Regions from separate parts of the Mus musculus genome. Here all the other regions are linked to region 1. The links are chromatin loops, found by intact Hi-C in ENCODE. Cell type or tissue: heart. All regions are shown on one strand. Region 1 overlaps Arhgef10l (Rho guanine nucleotide exchange factor (GEF) 10-like). Region 2 overlaps Rcc2 (regulator of chromosome condensation 2). Region 3 has its middle 4.2 kb from the start of Gm13025.

Region 1 (8,000 bases):
GTGGCATGGTCAGGCCTGTCACAGCAACGCTCCCGGTCCTGTTCACAACTTCTGTCTTAGTCACTATTCTGTTGTTGTGAAGAGACACCATAAACGAGGCGAGTCTTACGTAAGAAAGCGTTTGACTGGGGGCCTTGCTGACTGGGGCCTCGCTTTCAGTCTCAGAGGGTCAGGCTCTTATCCTCATGGCAGGCAGGTGCTGGAGCAGCAGCTGAGAACCAGATCCTGATTCATAGGCAGCAGCAGATAAAGAAACTGGGCCTGGCATGGTCTTCTGAACCCTCAAAGCCTGTCTCCAGTGACATACCTTTTTCAACAAGGTCAAACTTCCTAACTCTTTCCTGACACTCATTAGTTGGGGACTAAGCATGCAAACACATGAACCTATCTTTTAAGGCCATTCTCATTCAAACCACCACAGCAAGTTGGGTAGGGTAGGCCCTGTGGGCCCGAGGTGTGTGTGAAGATTTAAATGCAAGCCTCAGCTTTAAAAATGTTCTTAAAGCCGGGCGGTGGTGGCACACACCTTTCATCCCAGCACTTGGGAGGCAGAGGCAGGCAGATTTCTGAGTTTGAGGCCAGCCTGGTCTACAGAGTGAGTTCCAGGACAGCCAGGGCTACACAGAGAAAGCCTACAAAACAAAACAAAAACAAAATAAAATGTTCTTAAAATGTTATTTATTTATTTATTTATTTATTTATTTATTTATTTATTTATTTATTTATTTTGTGTGTGTGTATACATGTGCATGTGTGTGTGTGTGTGAGTTTGGTGTGTATGTGTGTGTGTATGTGTGCATGTGTGTGTGTCTGAAGGATAACATAAGGTTGGATCTTTCCTTCTGTTATGAAACATAATGCGGCGGCAGCGGCAGGTAAGGAGGTACCTGGTGGGTCCATGCCCAGGTGTCCCCCTGAGAAAGCACACCATGCAACAGACCTGACATAAGGAAAGTTTATTGTGGAGGAAGGGAGGGGAGCAGTAGTGTGGAAAGGGGGAAGAGGCAGAGAAAGGAGAGAGAGAGAGAGAGAGAGAGAGAGGGAGAGAGAGAGAGAGAGAGAGAGAGAGAGAGAGAAGGAGGGAGGGGGTAGCGAGCAACGGTGCAGGGAGTAATGGTGGCAGGTGATGATGAGATGATGTAACTGTTGCTAGGTCACTGTTGGGAGGAGTCTAGAGAATTGTCTGTAAGCCAACACCTTCCACTCCGTGGGTCCTGGGAATCAAACTCAGGCCCTTAGACTTGGCAGCAAGTGTCTTTACCTACTGAGCCATCTCGCCTGCCTCCCACCTCTGCTTCTGAATAGTGGGAGAACACTGTCCTCACAGCAGACAGGCTGGTGTCCCGCTGTCCTCCAGTTAGCCCAGTGATCTCAGTAACTGAGGGAGTCTGTTCCCAGCCCAGAGACTGGGATAAAACTCCTTAAACTTTTCCCAAACTGTGACCTCTTTTTAATCTAAGAAACTTATATCCAACCTCAGATACATGGATATATAAAATAGGTATACAAACCACGAATTTAAGTAACGATAGATCCTTAAGACATTTATTTTAAAACACTTTTTGTAAAGACAAAAACAAATTTGCATACTGATGAGGTGGGCGTGCTTGTTTAACTGTCCATAAAGGTTTAAATCTCTGTTAAATGTTGGATGTAGCAGCACACAGGCCCGAGTTTGAGTCCCAGGTCAGCCGTTTTGATTTTATATTCATTAGTGCTGAGAACGCTCCTCTGTCTCACAAAGATATCTAGTACAAAACAGCAGAAGGACATTTAAAGCCTTTCAGGGACTGTGAAAAGATTACCCCAGGTCAGAATTCATCTCATGATTTTATTTAAATGAAATTCAACTCAACGATTTTTAAAATCATACATTCAAATATATAATCCAATCTTAAAGACAGAATAGTTTGGGACTTACAGGCTATGGAATGAGGATTGGAGTAAATCTGCTTTCTATAATGAAACAGAGTCTTTCTTTCTTTTTTTTCTAAGATTTATTTCTTTATTATATGTAAGTACACAGTAGCTGTCTTCAGACACACCAGAAAAGGGTGTCAGATCTCATTACAGATGGTTGTGAGCCACCCTGTGGTTGCTGGGAATTGAACTCAGGACCTCTGGAAGAACAGTCAGTGCTCTTAACCTCTGAGCCATCTCTCCAGCCCAAAACAAAGTATTTCTGTAAGATCAAGGAAAATGCGCAGTAGAAACATTGCAATTTGTAACAACCAGTCCTGAATCAGAGCCGAGGCTTACTTCTTTCTTGAAGGCTAGCCAACTTAGTTGACCTGAGGCCCGAACCATTTGGCCACCCTCCACATCCTTCCAGTCTGGTAAGGAGGCTGAAGTTTTCACTGAGCCATCTCTCTGCAGGGCACCCACTGTGGTCAGCAATGGGGATGCGGTGGGCGCAGCGATCTCTGGGGTCCGGCGCTCCAGCTGGAAGCGGAAGAGCTCACGTCGAAGTAAGTTGCCCCCTCCACTCCCAGCAAGGAGAACCAAGATGGTCTCTTAGTCTCCAGGCTAAGAGCTGGCACTCATGCTTGAGAGCCCAAGGGAGGGTTGCCACAGACTTGGTGGCTGTCTGTGATGGAGTACCCGCTCACTGTTCTCCAGAGCCCTAGATCGTTAATCCAGCTGTCCATCTGCTCTCAGAGGCTCTGCCAAGAGGTTGGTCAGAGTGAGCTCCCTGGTGACTGGGACAGGCGCTCTGGGAGGAGAAGCCCCTTACAGAACAGCAGCTTCTGGAAGAGCCAGTGTCCAGGGGATGCCTGGCTCCAGGGGATGCTCCAAGTGCCTCAAGTTAGAATGGTGCATTTAGGGGTGAAGCAGGCTGCCATCTCTCCAGCTCCCCCGAGGACCTCTGCCAAAGGACTTGATGTGGCATTTGGGGCTCATCTCTTCAGGGGGTGGGTGAGAGGAAGACAGAAGAGAAAGGGAGGGGCCATTGAGGACTGTCACCACCATCCAGGAGGGGAGGAGTCAGAGTCGTGGTGTTCCAGAGGAGGGTCAGTCTCAACCCACTGGAGCGTGGGATGCATGGGAGGAGGAAGAGGGTATGAGAGACAAAGGCTGGCCAGGCTCTGGATGCTGCAGGACTCAGGAAGACATCCCTTAGAGGTTAGAGTCTTTCTAGGAGGTCCAGGGCTCAGGTCAGGCTAGATTTCCCAACCCCCACTCTGCCCGTCCTGGGGCTAGCATCAGTGTATGGATTCTCTGCAGGTGCTGTGGTCAAGATAAAGGTCTATGTAGCAGGGAGAGAGGCAAGGTGGGGTCTGTGGCGGGCACTGAGAAGGGGGGAGTGGGCTAGAGGAAAGCTGTGAATTGTATCCGCAATGATGAAAGTCAGGACACCCGGATGGCTGCCAGCTGGTCGGTCCTCCATGGCGGCCACCGTATACCCCTGTGGGTGACCTTTCTCCCCTCCGTTACAGTTGACCGCTTCACTTTCCCTGCCCTGGAGGAAGATGTGATTTATGACGACGTCCCCTGTGAGAGCCCAGACGCCCATCAGCCCGGTATGGCCTCTTGTGGCTCTTTTCCTGGCCTTTCTCTAGGTTGGGAAGGGAGAGCCATGCTTAGGTGGTGGTGGTGGGGTCCTCTTCCTCTCCTTCTGTCCCCAGCTTTCACAAACTGCAGATATACAAGCAGCTGATGACCCTGCCCTGGTCTTTGCCGTCCTCAGGTGGCACAGTGCATCTTCCTCTGGGCATCCTCAGTATCTGAAGTCATTTCCATGGGCAACAGCTGCCGGCATATCCAATGTAGAAACAGCACAGCCAGCCCCTCCTTCAAGGTCACATCCAATGTGGTCTGCTGGTCTGTCCCTAGAGACATTAGATCTTGGCATAAAAATAACCTCCCCATGACGGGAGGCAAAGTGCTTGCTACCAAGCAGGAGGCTTTAAGTTTGATCCCCAGAGCCCACATAAGAGATACCTCAGGCTAGCCCGCCTGGTCAAATTGGCAAGCCTCAGGTCCTCAGGAGAGCGCTACATTCAAAAAGCAAGCCTGACAGTTCCTGAGGCATACCCCCCTTCCCCCCACGTGCCCAGTTGGGTTCTGCTCCTCTAGAGAGAGGACACTCAAGTCATTGTCCCCATTCCTCCATTCAAAAGCATTTTCTGCTGTCTTTGAAATCGAGGAGAGTTCCTCCTGGATTCTAGGCCGGGTGCGCCCCCTCCTGGACGCTTGCAGACCCAGAGGGACCGCATGGACCACATGGGATGGTTGAGGAAGTCCCGCCCCTTCCTGTGTCTTCCCATTGATGCATTAGAAATCTTTCAGGGCTCCAGTTGGATTTGATTCTGATGGTTCCTCTCTTCTTTCGTAAAAAATGCCAAAGAGGCTGAGAGTGATCTTGTTCTCAGAGGGATGTGTTAAGAGGGAATTAAGGAGTCCTCCATGTCGAGCGTATTTCTCTTGTGTTCCTGGTTTTTCAGGCCCTTCTCCTATAGAGAGGTGAGGGACATGCTGGCATAGTCTCTGAGGAAGAGGAACTGAGTCTGGGGCCAGACCAGCACACTTGCTCCGTCTTCCCTCCCTTTCCTATGCCTTACCTATTGGGGTTCCAGATCTGGGTGGCTGGGGCCTCGGACTCACCAGATTGTTGCTGGCTGGCAGGGGCCGAGCGGGGCCTCGTTTACGAGGATGTGCATCGTGCAGGAGCACCGCGTGAGACCGAGGACCTAGGCTGGAGCTCTAGTGAGTTTGAGAGCTACAGCGAGGACTCTGGGGAGGAGACCAAACCGGAGGCCGAGCCCACTAAGCACCGAGGGTCCTTCCAGCCCAAGGTGAGGAGCTTGGGGGACGTTTCTCAAAGTCTGGACTCTTTCAGGAAGGGATGTGGGTGGTGAGGACCAGGCACTAGACCCCTGTCTGGGGACCATCCATTTCCAGTAATAGCGAGCGAATGCATGATCAGTAAGATCATTGGGTTATCCTGAGCTAGGAAGTGACCTGGGATCCGCTGTTTGGCCACAGAGGACCTGGACTGGAGACAGGCGCTCCCCCTGCCCCCTGCATTTCTGTACAGACTAGGTCAAGTGCTCATGATGTTCATGGGCTCAGGCCGGTTTTTAGATTTCTTCTTAACCCAGCTAAATGGGTACAGTGGATCCTGGGCTCATTCAACATAGCTCTCCTGCCCTGCCAGGTACATCCTTAGACCCACACAGTGCCATTTGCCCTGGGAGTGGACAGGTGATGGTGGTGTGTGAGCGATGGCCGCATCAGAGCTGCTCTGGCCAGGCGTGTGCTTTCCAGCTGTCTCTACCTCACGCAGCCTCCTTTCTCCCGTGTGTTACACGAGGAGCCTCTGGGCTGGAGATCTGGTTCTCCTTCTCCTGCTCCGTCCCTGCTCCTCTCGCGTTCCATGCGGAGTCTGAGATTCTGTAGGCAAAGCTGAAGGGTCCTGCTTGACCAGAGGTGACCGGCTGGCTCCCTTTAGATATGGGGGTGGGGTGGGGCACAAGCTGGCTGGGGTTAGTGACTAGCTCCAGCTGCACCCATGGACTACCTGGTAAGGCTTACAGTATTCCTGCCTGTTCCTAGGTCTCAGGAGCCCCCTGGGAGAGGTGTGCTAGCTAGTATAGTTCAGAAAGCCTTCACTCAGCTTTGTGGTGACCAAGCCCAACTGCCTGGACCCAGGACTTCTCAGGATAGGTCACAGGAAGGACCTTAATGCTCGCCAACCATAATGCAGAATTCTTTTTTTAAAAAATAGTTTAATCACCCTTTAAATGTCAATCTCTCTCTTTTTAAAGATTTATTTTATGTATACAAGTACATTGAGATGGTTGTGAGCCTTCATGTGGCTGTTGGAAATTGAATTTAGGATCTCTGTTCGCTCCCGTTGGTCCGGTTAAGCCCGCTTGCTCAGTCTCTGCTCACTCCGGCCCAAAGATTTATTTATTATTATAAATAAGTACACTGCAGCAGTCTTAAGACACACACCAGAAGAGGGCGTCAGATCCCATTACAGATGGTTGTGAGCCACCATGTGGTTGCTGGGAATTGAACTCAGGACCTCTGGAAGAGTAGTCAGTGCTCTTAACCACTGAGCCATCTCTCCAGCCCTATAAAGCAGACTTCTTCAGACCCTGTTGAGCGTTGTCATAGGTCATAGGAAGGATACTAAGAGACCAGGAAGACCTGACCCAGGTGAACCTTTATGGTCTAGGAGGAGATACTGGGTATGATACAGTTTAAGATTGATGAGAAGGACTCCGGATGTGGCTCAGTTGGTAGAGTGCTTACCCAGAGTGCGTGAGGCTCTGATCCTTAGCACCTCGTAAACCAAGTCTGGCGGTGCGCAGCTCTAATGCCAGCGCTGGGCTGGTGAAGGCAAGAGGGTCAGAAGTTCAAGACTGCTATCTGCTGCTTAGAAGCCTGAGGTCAGCATGGGCTCCACGAGACCCTATCTTTGTAAAGAGAAAGAGAGGGAGAGGGGGAGGGAGAGAGAAAGAGAAACCTTTTTTGTTTCTATGAGTGCCTGGTACCTGTTGGGGACCAATGGGACAAACCTGAGGACTTACAAAGCCAGGTCAGAGTTGGGGCAGGATTCTTGAAGCCTAAGAAGATTTCCTGGTGCCTGCAGGCTGGAGAGACAGCCCATGCAGGCCTGTGACGGTTTCCTGTCTTCGGAGGGGGTATTCTATGCCCCCTTAGAGAGGAGGTGATACACCACAGACTCCCCAACGCCCTAAGTCACTTCTCCATGGAGATTAGGGTGTGTCAGACTCTGCTGCTCCAGATGGTGACATGGAGAATCGATGCCTTAGGCATGTTATGGTCCTTCCTCATCACCCAGGGCCGTCCCCCCTCCTCCCCTGCCCCCTTTCCTCTTCTTTGTTTTTTTGAGACAAGATTTCTCTATGTAGACTAGCCTGGCCTTGAACACAAAGTTCCTAGTGCAGGAATTAAAGGTGTGGGCACCACTATGCCTAGCTCCCTCCCACCTTCTTGCTGGGGACCTGAGAGGGACCTGCAGGAGGTGGAGATGGCAGACTTGTGCCACCCAACAGCAGCTTTAGTCTTTGAGAGCTGGTTGACATCACAGATACCAGGGACTTTCCTCCCAGGGACTCTCAAATCAGAGTTTGCCTTTTAACTCTCTGACATCAGGGGCTACAAGTGGCCCACAGAGCCCTAAGGAGTGCTAGATCTCTGGCTTATTGGGAACTTGTGCCTCTTAAGGGACTTTGGGCTAGGGTTGGATGGGGTTTTGCACTCTTCGTCCCCCAATTCAGGTCTAGGGGGTTTTAACAGGAGGGTCTTTTCTCTATGCATCTGCTAAGGCCGGTGTGCTCCCTAATGGCTCTAATGGCTGGTTCTCAGGCAGATGGGAAGGCGGGTGTGGCTTTTCCTCTCTGCCCTCTCTGCCGAGGGATGCTGCTAAGCACTGCCTGTAAGACTTTCCTCTCCAGAGCTGCTGGGGTCCCCGCTCTCTGCCTGGCATTGCAGCCACTGTGTGATTCGGGGCCACTGTTGCTTGCATCTGTGTGCTGCGTGTGCCGTGTGTGCTGCAAGGCTTTGGGTGGCAGGCATCTGAGGAAGCATTGTATGCTGTTCGTGGATTCTGACTAGAACCCCAGCTCCAAGCTAGCTAGTGGAGTCCCTACCTCAAAATGCCCGGGCCGATCAACTGTAGCTCCCAAAAATTGATCGAAGGGTCTCTAAAGGGACCTTAGAAGTTACTGTCTCAGATGTGAGCATCTGCCTTGAGCTTTGTTGGTCCCCAAGTGTCTGTTTTATTGGCCACCATGGTCAACAGATGTTGGCTGGGTGTGAGACCCCCTTTCTCTCTGCCTGTGACCTCTTTATAAGCAATTGTTGTGACCCACCCAGGGCAGTCTGGGAAGGGTGGGCTCATTACTGAAACACCCACGATGACTTCAGGTCCCATTCTGTTCAGCTCAGCCTGTGACCCTGGCTCTAATGCATCCCTATTCTTTTGACCCTTAGAGAGGTAAGGAGCCAGAGGCCAAGGGACTTGA
Region 2 (8,000 bases), 120 kb before region 1:
ACAGCTTCACCAGGCGAGGCACCATCTCATCCTTCTGCTCGGCATGGCCCAGCCGGCCATAGCCACCAAAGCCCCAGGAGAACACTCGCTTCTGAGAGTCCAGGACCAGCTGCAGAGAGAGGAGACAGGCTCAGCACACGAGCCACTGCTTCTGACCGAAGGATCCGGGACAGGAGCAGCCAGCAAAGGAGAGGACCTGAGTCCCACAGCCTAATAGATGGCAGCCAGCAGGGGCCGGCATGCACTCCCTTCATGAGGCTGCGATCTTCCTTTCTTTCTTTAAATGCAGAGGCCAAATGGCCATCTGTGGCAACACTGTCTAAACTGCAGAAACAAGGGGGAGGCTCCTGCCACCTCTCTGTGCTTGCCCGCCACAGGTGCACACAGGTGAGACAGGTACAGATGTGCCAGCTGTTTGCAACCTGTCTTGTCTTGTCTTTGACGTTTCACATCAAATAAAGCCTGTGGATGTGTAACTATAGCTAGCTCAGCATGGGGCAGAAGGTGCACAGTTCAAGGGCTAGAACACCCAACACCCCAGAACCAGAGACAGAGAGGCAGAAACAGGCAGAATTTGAGACTAGCCTGGTCTACACAGCAAGTTCCAGGACAGCCAGGGCTACACAGTCAGAACTGGTCTTAAAAACCACCAAACCACACCACCACCAAACCAGAGGGTTCAGCATGTGAAGGTCCTTGACTCGTAAGGCCGATGACTGTCGTGGAATAAGTGTCTCTGATTTACACACGCACACTGTGAATGGTGAGTGCATGTGCACCTGCTAAAATAAAGGGGCTTAAGGGCAGCCCCCCCCCAACTGCTGTCCTTCCAGTTGTTCTGCTAATGACCTTAAGGACCCACCCTCAACAGCCAACCACTCACACCCTAGCAAAAGGCACTGCCTACCATACAGACAGCACATGCGTGCTGTGTGCTAGTGGCAGGGCGCAGACATACGTGTATACTCATGTCTGCAAGTTGTCTGCAGAGGAAAGAGATCCAGACAGGAGACTCAGCCAAATGACATAGCTTGAGTAAGAGATACCAGTCTATACCAGCATGGCTCTTGGTCACTGAGAAAGAAACAAGGCTTACTGTGTGGTTAGCGCCACAGGCTACATCTCGAACCACCACGTTGGGGACAGGTAAGATCTGCCCGTCCTTGGTCTTCTCGATGAAGATGGCCACTCTGCGGGGCACCAGCTCACAATCATATTCTATCCTCTGCGCCCGGGCGATGAACTTGCCATCTGAGTTGTGCCCTGTGGTAAGCACAACAGGCCGTCAGTGACAAAAGGCCCAGGCCCGGGGTACCACCCTGCCCCCAGCCAGAGGCTCAGTCTGCCCAGTTGCTCACAAGCTGGTACCTAACACCGGGCATCCTTTAAAAATGCATATGAAACAAGGACCCCCTACGCCATAGTACAGCAACTTAGGAAAAACCCTACATATATCCGTAAGGACTGGGAGGCAAAGGAAAATGGCGTCTCCTCCTGTGGCTGAGGTCACAACAGTGGGCAGCTCTCATCTTGAGGACAGCCTCCCACGCTCCGAGTTGGGGAGGTCAGAGGACCAGGAGTAGGGGAAGGGCGACAAGATCAGGACATAAAATCTGGAATTCACAACGCCTGTGAGAAGTCATTACAGACTGGGCAGCTGGCACACACCGGGCATGATCCAACCCAGCGCGACATGAAGCCTGCCTGGTACCGGACCACAAGCCCGTGGCCCAAGGACCCAGCCCTCTCTGCCTTCTTGCACTGGTGGTATATCCAGCACTTGGGATGAAAAGGCAGAAAGAGCAGGAAGTTAAGCCGTCCTTAGTTACACAGGAAATCTGAAGCCAGCTCTGACTACACGAACTGTTTCAAAAAACAAGCAAGAATGCGCACGGCCTACTGGCCTACATCTTTAACTGCAGTGCTCAGAGGCAGGCAGATCCCAGAGTTCGAAGCCAGACCGGTCTACATAACAAGTTCTAGGCCGGGGCTGGCGAGATGGCTCAGTGGGTAAGAGCACCCGACTGTTCTTCCGAAGGTCCAGAGTTCAAATCCCAGCAACCACATGGTGGCTCACAACCATCTGTAACAAGATCTGACGCCCTCTTCTGGAGTGTCTGAAGACAGCTACAGTGTACTTACATATAATAAATAAATAAATCTTTAAAAAAAAAAAAAAAACAAGTTCTAGGCCAGCTGGAGATACAGTGAGACACTATCTCAAAACAAACAAAAATAGAACCACCAAACAAACAAAAACAAGCTAGGAGGCCCAGTCCGGACCCAGTAGCCAGGAGGACAGTCTCAGTCCCTGGCAGCAGATCACTACAGTTCCCCGCCAGCCCCTCCCCCGCCCTCATGTTTGAATTCTAAAAGCAATGTTTGCACAGAGGCAAGAACAGAACTGGGGGGTTAGGCTTGCTTTTTGTTTTTGGAGACAACCTTCACTCTGCAGCCCCAGCTGGCCTGTAACCCACGTAAGCTAGGCCACCCTCAAACTTGCTATAGTCCGGCCTCTGCCCCCAGATGCTAGGACCACAGGGGTGTGCCAGCCTGTTTCAGAGTGAACGGAATGAGAGCGTCTGTAGAAGCAGGTGAAGCAGGTTCCTTAGTAGATGTCAACAAGAATTCAGTAGCAGACAGTGCACGCTGTACTTAACTGTCCCTCCAAAGCCACTCCATGGATACCATCCTACCGCCAAGATCAAGTTCCCAACGGCAAACAGGCTGGCTGCAGCAAGATGCTTGTCTAAGGGTGGCAGAGAAGCCGCACACACAGCAGAGAGGACAGAAGCGCACTTCCTGTGCTGGGCCTGGGGATGGCAGGAGGCCCGCCCGTGGCCATGGAAACCGTTTATCCAACAGCCTGAGAACTCCCTGGCAACCAGCAGGGACGTGTGTGCGTAAGGGGCCGGTCCTTCCCATTCACTCTGACGCGAGGTATATTTAGTTCCACAGAGTCACTGTTCCCTGCAGTCTGTGGCCAGTGCAATGCTCTGCTTCTATTTATATGCTCCCATCTGCGCACTTCTAATGACGCCGAGACCCAGCAACCCAGATCCTGGACTGCTGCAGGCTGTTCAGACACCAGTAGGTGGCGCCCACACCTCACCTCGTGCTCAGGACTGCAGAAGGGACTAGGAAGAACTAACTGGCTGCGAGTCTGCGGGGAAAGGAAAATGGAGATCTTGCACGGTCAGCTCTAACAGGCTTGCTGACCTCTTCTGCTCTGTACAGGACGGAGCCCAGTGTGGTGAGGGGTGAGCTGGAGACACACCAGCTGCCAGTCTAGCCAGGATCTCCAGAACAACCTCCCTCTTATGGAACTCTCACTTCCAATAAAGGCTCATTTATATACGCGAAACCGGATGAAAGGGACTCAGCTTTTGTCCTTCTGCCTGAGACTCTTGACACAAATGGATTTCCACACCAGACTCAGTCCTCGAGTCTGCACTGACCCCTGTACCCGGCTGGTTACCGGCAAGCTGTTCTGCTGAGCACGAGACGCACTTACCGGCTAGCCACTGCTATCTGGATCAATTACACTTGTACCATGTGCGTGCAACCCCACATTTACAGCTAGACTACAGAGCTTTTAGAAAGAGACCTCCATACCCAGCTGGCCATACTCAGGGCACCCAAAGGAGTAGAGGTTTCCTTTACAGTCCATCAGCATGCTGAACTCGGCCCCGCAGGCCATCTTGGTGATTGGCTGCCCGTTGTACATTATCTGAAAAGAGAAGACAGCCAACTTCAGCTTCACCAGTCTCTTCCTCATTCTGCCTGGCATCAAACAACAGCCGCCCACAACAGTTCAAAGGCTGCCACTTGAGCGGCTACGGATCGCAAAGCCTAGACTACAAGGGCTCTTAATTGCTGGCGACCCCCATGCTGCCAGGACAGCAGAGGCTGAGACCTTAACCCTGTTAACCCTCCATCATCCGGTGACTCAACCACAGGCATGAACAGAGAAAACTCAGTGACCCCAAAGGTCACTTCTGGTGCTCACACTGCTATCAGCCCCAACTTGAGGCTTTCATGCCGCCCCCAGACCAAAGCTGTCAGTGAGGAGCCAGATCTGAAACGGCTCAAATAAGGAAGAACAAAGACAGCGGGCGGGTGACAGGTTGGTCCCACAGCAGAGTCAGAGACCAAAGGCAGAATCTGGGCAAGGCCAGGCTGAGGCCCAGACAAAGCAGCAAGCATTGAACCTGGGGGATCCAGGAGAACCCGGTGTCCAGGCTCACCCCAACTGCACTGCAGGACTCACAACTACAAGACTTAGCCGCTAACCCCCAACCCCACCCGCCACTGGCCCCAGGAGCAGGACAGGTCGGCACAGTCTGCAGGGAGAGAAGAGAGCCTTGCATCCCCGCTGCCGGGCTGACACAAACAGGCATTCTCTTCTCCTCACTCTCCCTTGCAAAGCACCACTTCTCAAAGCCCGCTGGTACCTGAGCAGGACTTGGGACGGCATCTGTCTGGTTCCCGAGACCCAGCTGCCCCATTTTATTCTCTCCGAAGGCAAACACTGATCCAGTATCTGAAAGGAGACAAACAGGACAAGAAAGGATGGAAGGGTAGATTGCAAGCAGCTCACCCAGCAGGCCGAGCATGGGGCATGTGTCTGTCCATCCCAAGGACAAGAGTGAGGAACAGAGCTGAGCCCTGCCACACGCAGACCCTGGTCTGGGCTCCCAGTGTCACCACAGCCCTGTCACTGCTTCCAGCAAGTAATCAGCTAACTAGCTGTCTAACTAATCAGCTAACTCACCAGGCATCATCCTCCCGACACTGGCTGAAGTGCTCACTCCCAGACAAACCATCTTTGGCGCCTTAGTAAATTGAAAGAAGCCGCCTTCTTACCTGTCAAGGCCAGGGTGTGGTTGCGCCCACAGGCTGCCAGCACGATTGCCTCATGGCTGAGGGCCTCGATGAGTCTGGGGGCTTCCACCCTCTTGGTATCACCATGGCCCAGCTGCCCCTTCTCATTCCGACCTGCAAGGAGATCACAGCTGGCTGGGTAAGCAATGCAAGGACACGCTGGGGCGGCGGCCCCCACCCTCATCCTCAAACCAGACCTTCCACCAACCCGACACCTACTCTCGCCAGTGGAGCTGGCCCCATGAGACTATCCCAACAGTAAGTGGTCAGCTTCAGGGCCGTCCCTACACCGTGTTACTCCAGGAAATGCTTGGTGTGACCTGGGTACTCCACAGGCCTCAAGCTCCAGGAACAGTTTCCGTTCCTTGTAGGGGCTGGGGGACAGTCCCCTTCTCCTCAGGGAGTCTGATGCACCTAGTATGGATCATATCTACTTATCTCTGCACACACATACACACCATTATAAGACCCCAGCCTCATGAGCCCTCATGACAAGGAGAGAATCAATGAAAGGAGGGCTGGCTCCAGGGCCAGCACTGGGCAGGTGCTGACTTCAAGAGAAGCCTGCATACCCCAAGTTTAGTGAAGGCAGGCTGGCTGCAGCTCCTGCGTCTGCGTGAGGACACAGCACAGCAGCACTCTGCCTCCTTCTTGTGCCCTTCCACCAAGTGTCTGGCAGTGGACTCGCGGCACCTCTGGCAGGTCGCCACAGCCCAGCTGCTGCCCCAGGGAGCTCCCTCTCTTACTCTGGGGGACTTATTCCTGTCACAGGGTCAGGCCTGAGATGCAATCTAGATCCTTGCCATCAGAGAAAGGACAGAGAAGCTTTCTCAAGCTGGGGACACTGACATGAAAGACCATGGCCAGTGTTGAGGACACAGCAGCAGGAGGGCCCACACCAACGCAGAGATACAAAACTGGGGCAGATGTTGGTATGTCACCCGAAGCCTGGGAGGATACATTTGGGCCACACACACTTGTGAGATTTTTTTTTTCCACCAGAATTATAAAATTAGCCAAGTGCAGAGAAGGCGGCAGATGTTAATATATTTGGACTCTGGTGCAGCAGCTCATAAAATAAAAAAAAATAATAAAAATAAAAATAAAAACGGCTTGAATAGACCAAACTAAAAACGTCACATGAACAGAAGCCAGGCAAAGGCTGGAAACAAACGGAGAAGCCAACTCCCCAGCTGCCTGAGCCCTGAGTCTCAGATGATGTGCGCCTTAGGCAATACCTCCTGGCTACCTGGGAAGGAGACAGCTGAGTCACCAGAGAGCCTGCCTAAGGGAGGTGGACACTCGGGAGGGATGGACAAAGGCCCAGTCTCAGACCCGAGGCTAGGAGCCACAGGGACCCAGCCACCACGCCTTGTAACAAGACACACCAGCTTCAAAAGCCAGGGGCAACGTTAGCGATGGCACACAGACCTCACGGGGGCACAGGAGCTAAAGCAGAACAATGGCTGGTGAAGGGACAACACGGCAAGGACAGACGGCCGGTCGGAGGGATGGCAGCATCAGAAGATCACACTTGCTTCAAGTTCAGGAAAACATTCACCAAGGTGGAGTCAGAGAACGGGGCCAGTGAGATGGTGCACGGGTAAAGACTTGCCAAGTAAGCCTGGGGCCCAGGGTCAGCCCCTAAATACAAGTAGCAGGCAAGAACTGACGTAGCCATGGACCAGGCAGAGGACAGCCTCTTCCAGGTGACTTTAAGTCTCTTCAAGCCCCACTTCAGAGCACGTTTCTAACCCACCACACTTACCCCAGCTCCACAGCTTCCCTTCTGTGGTGATGAGGAGGCTGTGGGCAGCACATGAGCCTGAAACCACGGTTCGCACCCGGACTCCTGACAGGCACCCATACCTATGGGGCCCCCACAAATTCTGACCAAGGTTGCGGTACGCAGCTGCAAAGGGAAGAATACAAATCAAATCCCACAGAACATGTGAGGAGCACCCAACAAATCAACCAGGGGTCGCAAAGGGACACCAGCATACCTACACTAATGGCGACAATCTCTCTCCTCAGCCCTACAATCCTACACTACGGGACAGGCAGGGCTGGCCTTTCTGTACCCATCTGGGGGACACAGAATGCTTGGGTGGTCCTGTTTACCCTCCTCTTGACTCTACCCCAGACTTCCCCTGGTCCCCTTACCAGAAAAAGTCTTTCTCAGTGCGCCCCTCCCCCCCCAGCACCTGCTTACTTGGGGGACCTTGCCACTCACCCCTGCAGAGTCCCCCCCATACCCGGGAAGCCTGGGCTGCTGGCCGGCTTCATTCCCCAGCATATCCCCCAGGCTCTCTGGGAGACCAGGTCGGACTCTGCACTGTACTTCCAATGTGCATCCCACCTACTCTAACTGCCTCCCCCGTCACGTGACAGGCCTCACAAGTGCCACTCCCACGTCCCTGAGACAGGAGTGTGGCTTTTCTTTCACCTCTAGAACAGCTGTGGGCAACTTGAGAAGCTAGCCACAATTCAGATGGCTCACACACAGCCTGCTGGCAACTAATGGAATGGTTTCCCACGGGTCACCCCGAAGGGTTCTCTATGCCTACCTCACCAGCAGCACTCTAACCCCACCTCCCGGTCCCCTGCAGCGCAACAGGTACCTAGCATCAGAGGGCACCCTGGGACCCTGCAGCCACCCCACTGAAAAGTACTTTAAAACAGAATCAAACAGCATCGATATTCCAAGGGATGAACTGAAATGCTGGCCTCTCAGGCTGTTAGAACTGAAGAGAAACCCCAATCAGCCCTGAATCACGGAGACCAACAGACGCAGGGATAAAGGCGGGCAGCACTGCATGGCTGTCACTCTGGAAAACCAAGCAACCGCTAGTGGTTTTCAGGATTGTGAGCTGCAGCTATACCAGGCACCAGCTGGAGTAAAGAAATGGCCTGGTTCTTGAACCAGCTGGCCCGGGGGAGGGGGGCCAGGGGGGTCGGAGTGGCTCTCCAGCACCCCTGCCAATGCCTATCTCCCTGAAGAGGGCACCATTGTCAGCCACAATAACATAAGGATCTCTTTCCCACTCCAGGGACCCTCTCCCTCATTTCAGTTCACAGGTCACAGTCACAAGCTGGCAGTGGCTTCGGCTTCAGAG
Region 3 (8,000 bases), 83 kb before region 1:
AGAGGACTAAGTCCTTGACTCATACTGTCTGTCACCCAATGCAGATCACCTCCTCCAGGAAGGCTTCCTGGGCTGGACAGACTAGGCTAGGTGAGTTCCCTTGGCTCTGTTCTGGGGATCCTTTCAGAAATGGTTGATTTCCTCTGAAGAGAGCACGAGATTTTCAAGGCTAAGATGCTGCTGGGGTTTTTTAGCATCTCAGGCAGACCCCTCACCCTCACCCCCAAAGCACAGAGGAAAGAAGGGAAGTCCTCTTGGCCTTGTTCTCACTGCCGCCAGCAGGGGGCACTGGAGCCCCACGCTTTTGCACAGACCGGTCCTGCTGGAGTGGGAGAGGGCCCAGGTGAGTCCTCTCTTCTCCTTCAGTATCAGGTCAGGCTGTGAAGAACCCGGGGACCTGGGCTCAGGACATCCCATCTGGGGTTTTGTGTCTTCCCCTCTGACTCTTGTATTTATTAAGGCTAGGATGGACCAGGCTAGCACAGTGCCTCATGTAGCACAGGCTGGCCTTGAATGTGCTATGTAGCCGAGGATGGCCTGGTACCTCTGATCTTCCCTCTCCCTCCCGATGCTGGGATTACAGGCTTGCATCATCACACCCAGGCCTGAAGCTGACAGTGGACCCTGGGAAAGTCTCACCTGCAGGTCAGAAGGAACGAAAGGTGTATAACAGGGACCTGGCTTTCCATCCATCCATCTATCCATCGTCCATCTGTCTATCCGTTCATCATCCATCCATCCATCCATCCATATTCGGAGGATGGTGATACCTGTGCCATTTTTTTTTAATTGAGATGGAGTCCAATGTAGCTCAGGCTGGCCTTGAACTTTATGTAGCTGAGACTGGCTGAAGATCAGTGTCTGCTGTGTATCTGGATGCTATAGGTAGAAGATAGCAGATACTGGACCACTGGACTTGTGGCCTTCATCCCAAAACTGCTAGGATTAGGGGTGCACCCTCCCACACCTGCTCACACCCCACTTCTGTGGGCTGGTTTGGTTTGCTCCATCCAGGAGAGAACCTCTCCCTCCCTCCCTCCCTCCCTCCCTCCCTCCCTCCCTCCCTCTCTCCCTCCCTCCCTCCCTCCTTCCCTCCCTCCCTTCCTCCCTCCCTTCCTTTTTCCTCCCTTCTTCCTCTTCTCCTCTTTCTTCTGACTTGCTATGTAGCCCTGGCTGTCCTAGAACTTGCTCTGTAGACCAGGCTGGCCTCAAACTCACAGAGATCCACCTGCCTCTGCTTCCCAGTGCTGGGACTAAAGGTGTGCACCCCCATGCTCCAACCCCCTTACTTACATGTTGCGGGAAATATTAAAAATGAACCTGCCAACTCTCCAATCTCCTGCTTCTCTCAACTCTCCAACTCTTCGGCAGGGACTCCTGAGTTTCTCTCGCTACCACACAATGCCCACGCACCCCACGGTCAGCCATCACAACACCCAATTACCCAGTAGAATTAAAACTTTTTTTTTTTAATTTATTTATTGGGAGCTGGAGAGATGGCTCAGCAGGTAAGAGCACTGACTGCTCTACTGAAGGTCCTGAGTTCAAATCCCAGCAACCACATGGTGGCTCACAACCACCCATAATGAGATTTGACGCCCTCTTCTGGTGTGTCTGAAGTCAGCTACAGTGAACTCATGTACAATAATAAATAAATCTTTAAAAGAATAATTTATTATATGTAAGTACACTGTAGCTGTCTTCAGACACACAAGAAGAGGGCATCTGATCCCATTACAGATGGTTGTGAGCCACCATGTGGTTGCTGGGATTTGAACTCAGGACCTTTGGAAGAACAGTCAGTGCTCTTAACCGCTGAGCCATCTCTCCAGCCTGAATTAAAACTTTATTTTTCTTTCGAGACAGGGTTTCTCTGTACAGCCCTGGCTGTCCTGGAACTCACTTTGTAGACCAGGCTGGCCTTGAACTCAGAAATCCGCCTGCCTCTGCCTCCCAAGTGCTGGGATCAAAGGCGTGTGCCACCACGCCCCGAGAATTAAAACTCTTAAAGCTTATAGTTAATCAATCAGATTTATGTGTCAATCAAGTCACAGTTTACAAGATGCCAATGCAATCATTTCAGAGCGAGTTGATAATGCTAAAAGCTTTATCCCAATTATGATATAATAACTGTGGCGGGTTCACGTCCACCTCCATCCTCCCTCCTCTCTCCCCTGAGATGCTCTCTGTCTCTGCCACTCTTATCTCTGCCTCCCTTTCCCTGTCCAATCACAGGCTTCCTCTGCACTAATGTAATTGGGCAGGGAAATCCCTGCAACACTTACATACTGGGGATCACATGCAGGCCTCACGCCAGCTAGGTTAAACACCCTGCAACTGAGGTTCATCAACAGCCTTTGCTTTGTTATTAATTAGACTTTTTGTTTTATGCATTGTTGTTAGATATAAGGCATCAGGGCACACACCTTTAACCCCAGCACCAGGGAGGCAGAAGCCATCAGATCTCTGTGAGTTCAAGGCCAGCCTGGTCTACATAGCAATTCCAGATCAGCCAGGACTACATTGTGAGGTCCCGTTTTGTGTGTGTGTGTGTGTGCGCGCGCGCGCGTGTGCGCGTGCATGTGTGTGTGTTTTAGGGTCCTGAGAGATGGCTCAGAGGTTAAGAACACTCTGGGTTTCCAGAGGATCTCAGTTCTATTCCTAGCATTTAGGTGACAGCTCACACCAATCTGTACTCCAATTCCGGAGGATACAACACCCTCTTTTGGCTCTGAGGGCACCAGGCATCCATGTAGTACATATATGTACTTGCAAGTAAAGCACTCAGATGCATAAAATAAAAACAAGTACATATATCTTGTTGTTGGTTGTGTGTGTATGTTATTGTTATGTTTTCGAGACAGGGTTTCTCTGTGAAGCCCTGGCAGTCCTGGAATGCACACTGTAGACCAGGCTGGCCTTAAACTCAGAGATGCCTCTGTCTCCTGAAGAAAAAAAAAAAAAAAGCAAATCTTTGGAAAGAAATAAAATTGAACCTGGGCAGTGGTAGTGCTTACCTTTAATCCTAACCCTCAGAAGGCAGGAGCTGCAAAAACCAATCAACCACCAACAACAATAATAAAAAGAAACAAAATAGAAATTTTATTTTATAATTTAGACACAATCCTAACCCTCAGAAGGCAGGAGCTGCACAAACCAATCAACCACCAACAACAATAATAAAAAGAAACAAAATAGAAATTTTATTTTATAATTTAGACACAATCTCACTACCTGGTTGTGGCTGCTCTGGAACTTACTATAGAACAAGCTGACCCTGAACTTTTTGAAGACCCTTCTGCTTCTGTGTGCTGGTTAGTGTTACATCAATTTGACACAAGCTAGCCATCAGAAGGGAGGGAGCCTCAACTGAGGAAATGCCTCCATAAGATTGGGCAGTAGGGAAGCCTGTAAGTAAGGACGCATCAGCCCACTGTGGTGGGGCCATCCCTGGGCTGGTGGTCCTGAGTTCTATAAGAAAGCAGGCTGAGCAAGCCAGTAAGCAGCATCTCTCCACGGCCTCTGCATCAGCTCCTGCCTCCAGGTTCCAGCCCTGCTTGAGTTCCTTCCCTGACTTTGGAGGGGTAAATCCTTTCCTCTTCAACTTGCTTTTGGTCATGGTGTTTCGTCATAGCAACAGTAACCCTAAGCAGGACCCTCTGCCTCCCAAACCCTAGTGTTATGAGATCTGCCTCCCTCTGCCTCCTGAGTGCTGGAATGAAAGGCGTGTACCAACACTGCCCAGCCTCTGTTCCTTGCTTTAAGGGTATTTATTTACCTAGCTTTGTACATGGGTGTTTTGCCTGTATGTGGATCTATATACCATGGGTGAGCTTGGTACCCGTGGAGGCCAGAGGACGGTGTAGGCTTTACCGGAACTGGAATGACAGATGGTTGTGGGTGCTGGGTTTGAACCCAGGTCCTCCTCTGGAACAGCAGCCAGTGCTCTTAGCTGCTGAGAGCCATCTCTCCAGCCCTATTCTTTGGTTTTTGTTTTGTTTTGTTTTGTTTTTTTTTTTGTTTTTTGTTTTTTGTTTTTTTGTTTTTTTGATACAGGGTTTCTCTGTATAGCCCTGGCTGTCCTGGAACTCAGAAATCCGCCTGCCTCTGCCTCCCGAGTGCTGGGATTAAAGGCGTGTGCCACCACCACCCAGCTGGTTTTTTTTGAAACAGGGTCTCATGTAGCCCAGGTTGGCCTTAAACTTTCTGTGTAGCTAGGATGAGCCTGAATCCCTCATGCTCCTGTCTCTACTTCCTGAGTGCTGGGAGTGCAGGCCTGCCTGCCCTGGTTTATGCAGCCCTGGGGATTGAGCCCAGGGCTCTGCGTATCCGAGGCTAGCCCTTCACCCACTGTGTTTCATCTTCAGCTCCATTTACTTATTTTGTGATGAGCCTGCTCCACCCCTAACATCATGGTGTAGGATGAACGGTTTTATCACTCAAGGCACAGTGAGTTCACCTTGCCTCTGCTCTATAGTGTCTGGGTCGTCAGTGGGGATAATTTGAAGGCTGGGGACTTGGTGGCTGGTGCTGGATCCATCTAGAAGCACCGCGCTACACATGTGCCCTGCAGCTGATGCCAGCTGTGTGGGGCCTCAGTCCCGTTGCTGACCAGAGCACTCCGAAGGCGCTTCCTCTCACCATGGTGGCCAAGGGTAGTCAGGCCTTACACCTCAGCTCCACTAGAGATAGTGCCAATGAACACGGAGGGCATCCCACGGCCTTCTGTAAGCCAGCCTCCTGGACCACAGTGTCTGGAGTCTGCCTGCCTGTAGACGTAGACCTTCCCACTGAGAGTTTGTAGGAGTGTGTTAGCACCCCAGGTGAGCAGCGTCAATGGGGCAGCCCAGGGCCATGAGAGCTGGGGTGAACTGTGTGAGACCCCAGGGGCGGTTCAGCCTCGCCCACCCTGACTTTTTTTTTTTTTCTGTTTGCAGCCAGCTGCTTCCTACCTTTGAACTGGAGACTGTGTCCCCGGTGACCAGCAGGGGGCGCCAGATACATCGGGGAGGTAGCCTTTTGACACTGAGGTGCCTTCAGCCGCATCCACCCTGGAGCTAGAGCCCTTCCTCACAGTGACAAGCTAAAAATGGCTCTTCCTGCTTTTGACCCATGGGGAAGCCCAGGGCTGCCTTTTCTTTCTTTTTTTTTTTTTTTGGTTTTTCGAGACAGGGTTTCTCTGTATAGCCCTGGCTGTCCTGGAACTCACTTTGTAGACCAGGCTGGCCTCGAACTCAGAAATCCACCTGCCTCTGCCTCCCGAGTGCTGAGATTAAAGGCGTGTGCCACCACGCCCGGCTCAGGGCTGCCTTTTCAAGTGGGCAGATTGTGTCTTGGACTCATCCTATTCGTGGTCTGACCTTTGACCTTGTTTTTTTTTTTTTTTTTCCTTCAGGAAACGCAGTGAGGAGTGAAGGGCACTGGTTCCCACAATTAGAGATGCAGGCTCAGCAGTCACTGGTCTCCTAGGGCTGAGCCCCTTCCATCCTGCTCCTAGAAGCAGTTCCAGAGAGTCCCCCTCCCAGTCTACACCCCCCCCCCTCCGCCTTCCATACACTCTGAGCTCCAAAAGGATGCTGAGGGAAGTTTGAAAGGCCTGGTGCATTTCAGCGTAGGACAGACCCAGCTGGGGATGGAGACAGGGCTCTGCCATGGGCCTCTGCCTGTGCAGTGCAGCTTCCATGCTGGATTGCAGGAGGTCTTGGGGAGTCGCTGTGAGCCCTGGAAGAGGCTGGGGACCCAGATCAGTAGCCTCTCCTGGGAAGGACCGAGAACTTCCACCCCCACTCTCTCTAGTCCATGAGATTCTTCCTGTGACCTTTGACCCCATCTTCCTTCCTTCCTCCACTGCTCAGCCCTTGTGAGATTGAGGCTAGGCTCATACGGCCAGCTCCTGCCCTTCCTCCTCGCTTCCCAGTGCTAGCCCACGGCTGCCCACTCTGGTCCTTTCCTCCCCTCCCCCATGTCCCTTCTTGGCCCTTCATGGACCATGCCAGTTCTGGGAGGAGTAACATCTTCTGTGGCTGTCCTTAGCTGGTGACATTTGTCTGCAGAGTTAAGGGTGGCCCACTGGCTGTCTCCATAGCAATATTTAGCTAATCATGGAGATGGGGCTGGAGAGGTGGCTCAGTGATTGAGAGCACTGGGTGCTCCAGAGGACATAGGTTTGATTCCTACCACCCACATGATGGCTCACAATTGTCTGTAACTCTGACTTCTTCAGGCTTCATAGGCTGGGGCACACACGTGTTACAAATACATACACTCAAGTGCACAGATATACACATATACACATTGTTTGTTTGTTTGTTTATTCATTCATTATATGTAAGTACACTGTAGCTGACTTCAGCCACTCCAGAAGAGAGCATCAGATTTCATTACGGATGGTTGTGAGCCACTATGTGGTTGCTGGGATTTGAACTCCTGACCTTCAGAAGAGCAGTCGGGTGCTCTTAACCACTGAGCCATCTCACCAGCCCCATACACATTGTTTTTTTTAAAAAAAAAAGGCCAGTCGTAGTGGTGCAGACCCATGATCCCAGCACCCAGGACGCACAAGGTATGGTGGTTTGAACATGCTTGGCCCAGGGAGTGGCACTACTTGGAGGTGTGGCCTTGTTGGAGTATGTGTGTCACTGTGGGCATGGGCTTTAAGACCCTCATCCTAGTTGCCTAGAAATCAGTATTCTGCTAGCAGCTTTCAGATGAAGATTTAGAACTCTCAGCTCCTCCTGCATTATGCCTGCCTGGATGCTGCCATGTTCCCACTTTGATGATAGTGGACTGAACCTCTGAACCCGTAAGCCAGCCTCAATTAAATGTTGTCTTTATAAGAGCTGCCTTGATCATGGTCATGGTGTCTGTTCATAGCAGTAAAACCCCAACTAAGACACAAAGCAAATGCTCTACCATTGAGCCTAGCCTAGGGTCTCATGTAGCCCAGGCTAGCCTTAAATTTCTGAGCCTCCTATTCCAACCCCTCACCTCTTTTTTTTTTTTTTTTTTTTCGAGACAGGGTTTCTCTGTATAGCCCTGGCTGTCCTGGAACTCACTTTGTAGACCAGGCTGGCCTCGAACTCAGAAATCCACCTGCCTCTGCCTCCCGAGTGCTGGGATTAAAGGCGTGCGCCACCACGCCCGGCTCCAACCCCTCACCTCTTAAGTGCAGGGGGTTAGGGGCATGTGCTACCACACTCAGTCTTTTTTTTTTTAATATTTTTATTAGGTATTTTCCTCATTTACATTTCCAATGCTATCCCAAAAGTCCCCCATACCCTACCCACCCACTCCCACTTTTTGGCCCTGGCATTCCCCTGTACTGGGGCATATAAAGTTTGCAAGTCCAATGGGCCTCTCTTTCCAGTGATGGCTGACTAGGCCATCTTTTGATACATATGCAGCTAGAGTCAAGAGCTCCGGGGTATTGGTTAGTTCATAATGTTGTTCCACCTATAGGGTTGCAGATCCCTTTAGCTCCTTGGGTACTTTCTCTAGCTCCTCCATTGGGAGCCCTGTGATCCATCCAATAGCTGACTGTGAGCATCCACTTCTGTGTTTGCTAGACCCCGGCATAGTCTCACAAGAGAGAGCTATATCTGGGTCCTTTCAGCAAAATCTTGCTAGTGTGTGCAATGGTGTCAGCGTTTGGAAGCTGATTATGGGATGGATCCCCGGATATGGCAGTCTCTAGATGGTCCATCCTTTCGTCACAGCTCCAAACTTTGTCTCTGTAACTCCTTTTTTTTTTTTATTCTTAAGACATTATTTTTTCTAGGTAGCCCAGGCTAGCCCTAAACTCACTATCTTCCTGCCTCAGCCTTCTGAGTGGGATTAGAGGTGCAATACCACACACTAAAGTCCAAGGTTTTTCTGGTTTGATAGAATATACAGAACAAAGGGCACCCCCACTGTCCCCTCAAAATGCTCCTCTGCACCTGGGTGCTTTCTCTCTGTGACTGAGCTCACTCACGTTGCACAATGGTCTTCACAGCTAAGTG

What was found. A loop is a pair of places that touch in the nucleus more often than their neighbours do. Peaks named below come from ENCODE experiments on the same cell type or tissue, not always from the same donor. Only the 100,000 strongest peaks of a DNase experiment are listed, where the experiment ranks them.
Region 2: it touches region 1 in a loop (5-fold over the local background); 3 of 42 quality-filtered maps call a loop at or near these places.
Region 3: it touches region 1 in a loop (6-fold over the local background); 33 of 42 quality-filtered maps call a loop at or near these places.

The regions. Positions count from the first base shown.
Region 1 is chr4:140,588,614-140,596,613 of GRCm38, reverse strand. Arhgef10l (Rho guanine nucleotide exchange factor (GEF) 10-like) reads left to right here. Exons shown (of 29, transcript NM_001290803.1): 5 at 2,377-2,468; 6 at 3,438-3,521; 7 at 4,627-4,796. Among named protein-coding and RNA genes, the nearest start is that of Gm42335, 12 kb to the left of the region's middle. In heart, a CTCF peak has its summit at 4,195 (motif pointing left); DNase peaks (open chromatin) are centred at 3,959 and 4,183.
Region 2 is chr4:140,709,129-140,717,128 of GRCm38, reverse strand. It overlaps Rcc2 (regulator of chromosome condensation 2), which reads right to left. Exons shown (of 13, transcript NM_173867.5): 4 at 6,653-6,796; 5 at 4,867-4,998; 6 at 4,455-4,543; 7 at 3,616-3,730; 8 at 1,097-1,263; 9 at 1-109. Among named protein-coding and RNA genes, the nearest start is that of Rcc2, 12 kb to the right of the region's middle. In heart, a CTCF peak has its summit at 3,069 (motif pointing right); a DNase peak (open chromatin) is centred at 2,928; H3K27ac peaks cover 991 bases.
Region 3 is chr4:140,671,543-140,679,542 of GRCm38, reverse strand. No RefSeq gene overlaps it. Among named protein-coding and RNA genes, the nearest start is that of Gm13025, 4.2 kb to the left of the region's middle. In heart, CTCF peaks have their summits at 272 (motif pointing right) and 4,981 (motif pointing right); DNase peaks (open chromatin) are centred at 5,032 and 5,846; H3K27ac peaks cover 614 bases.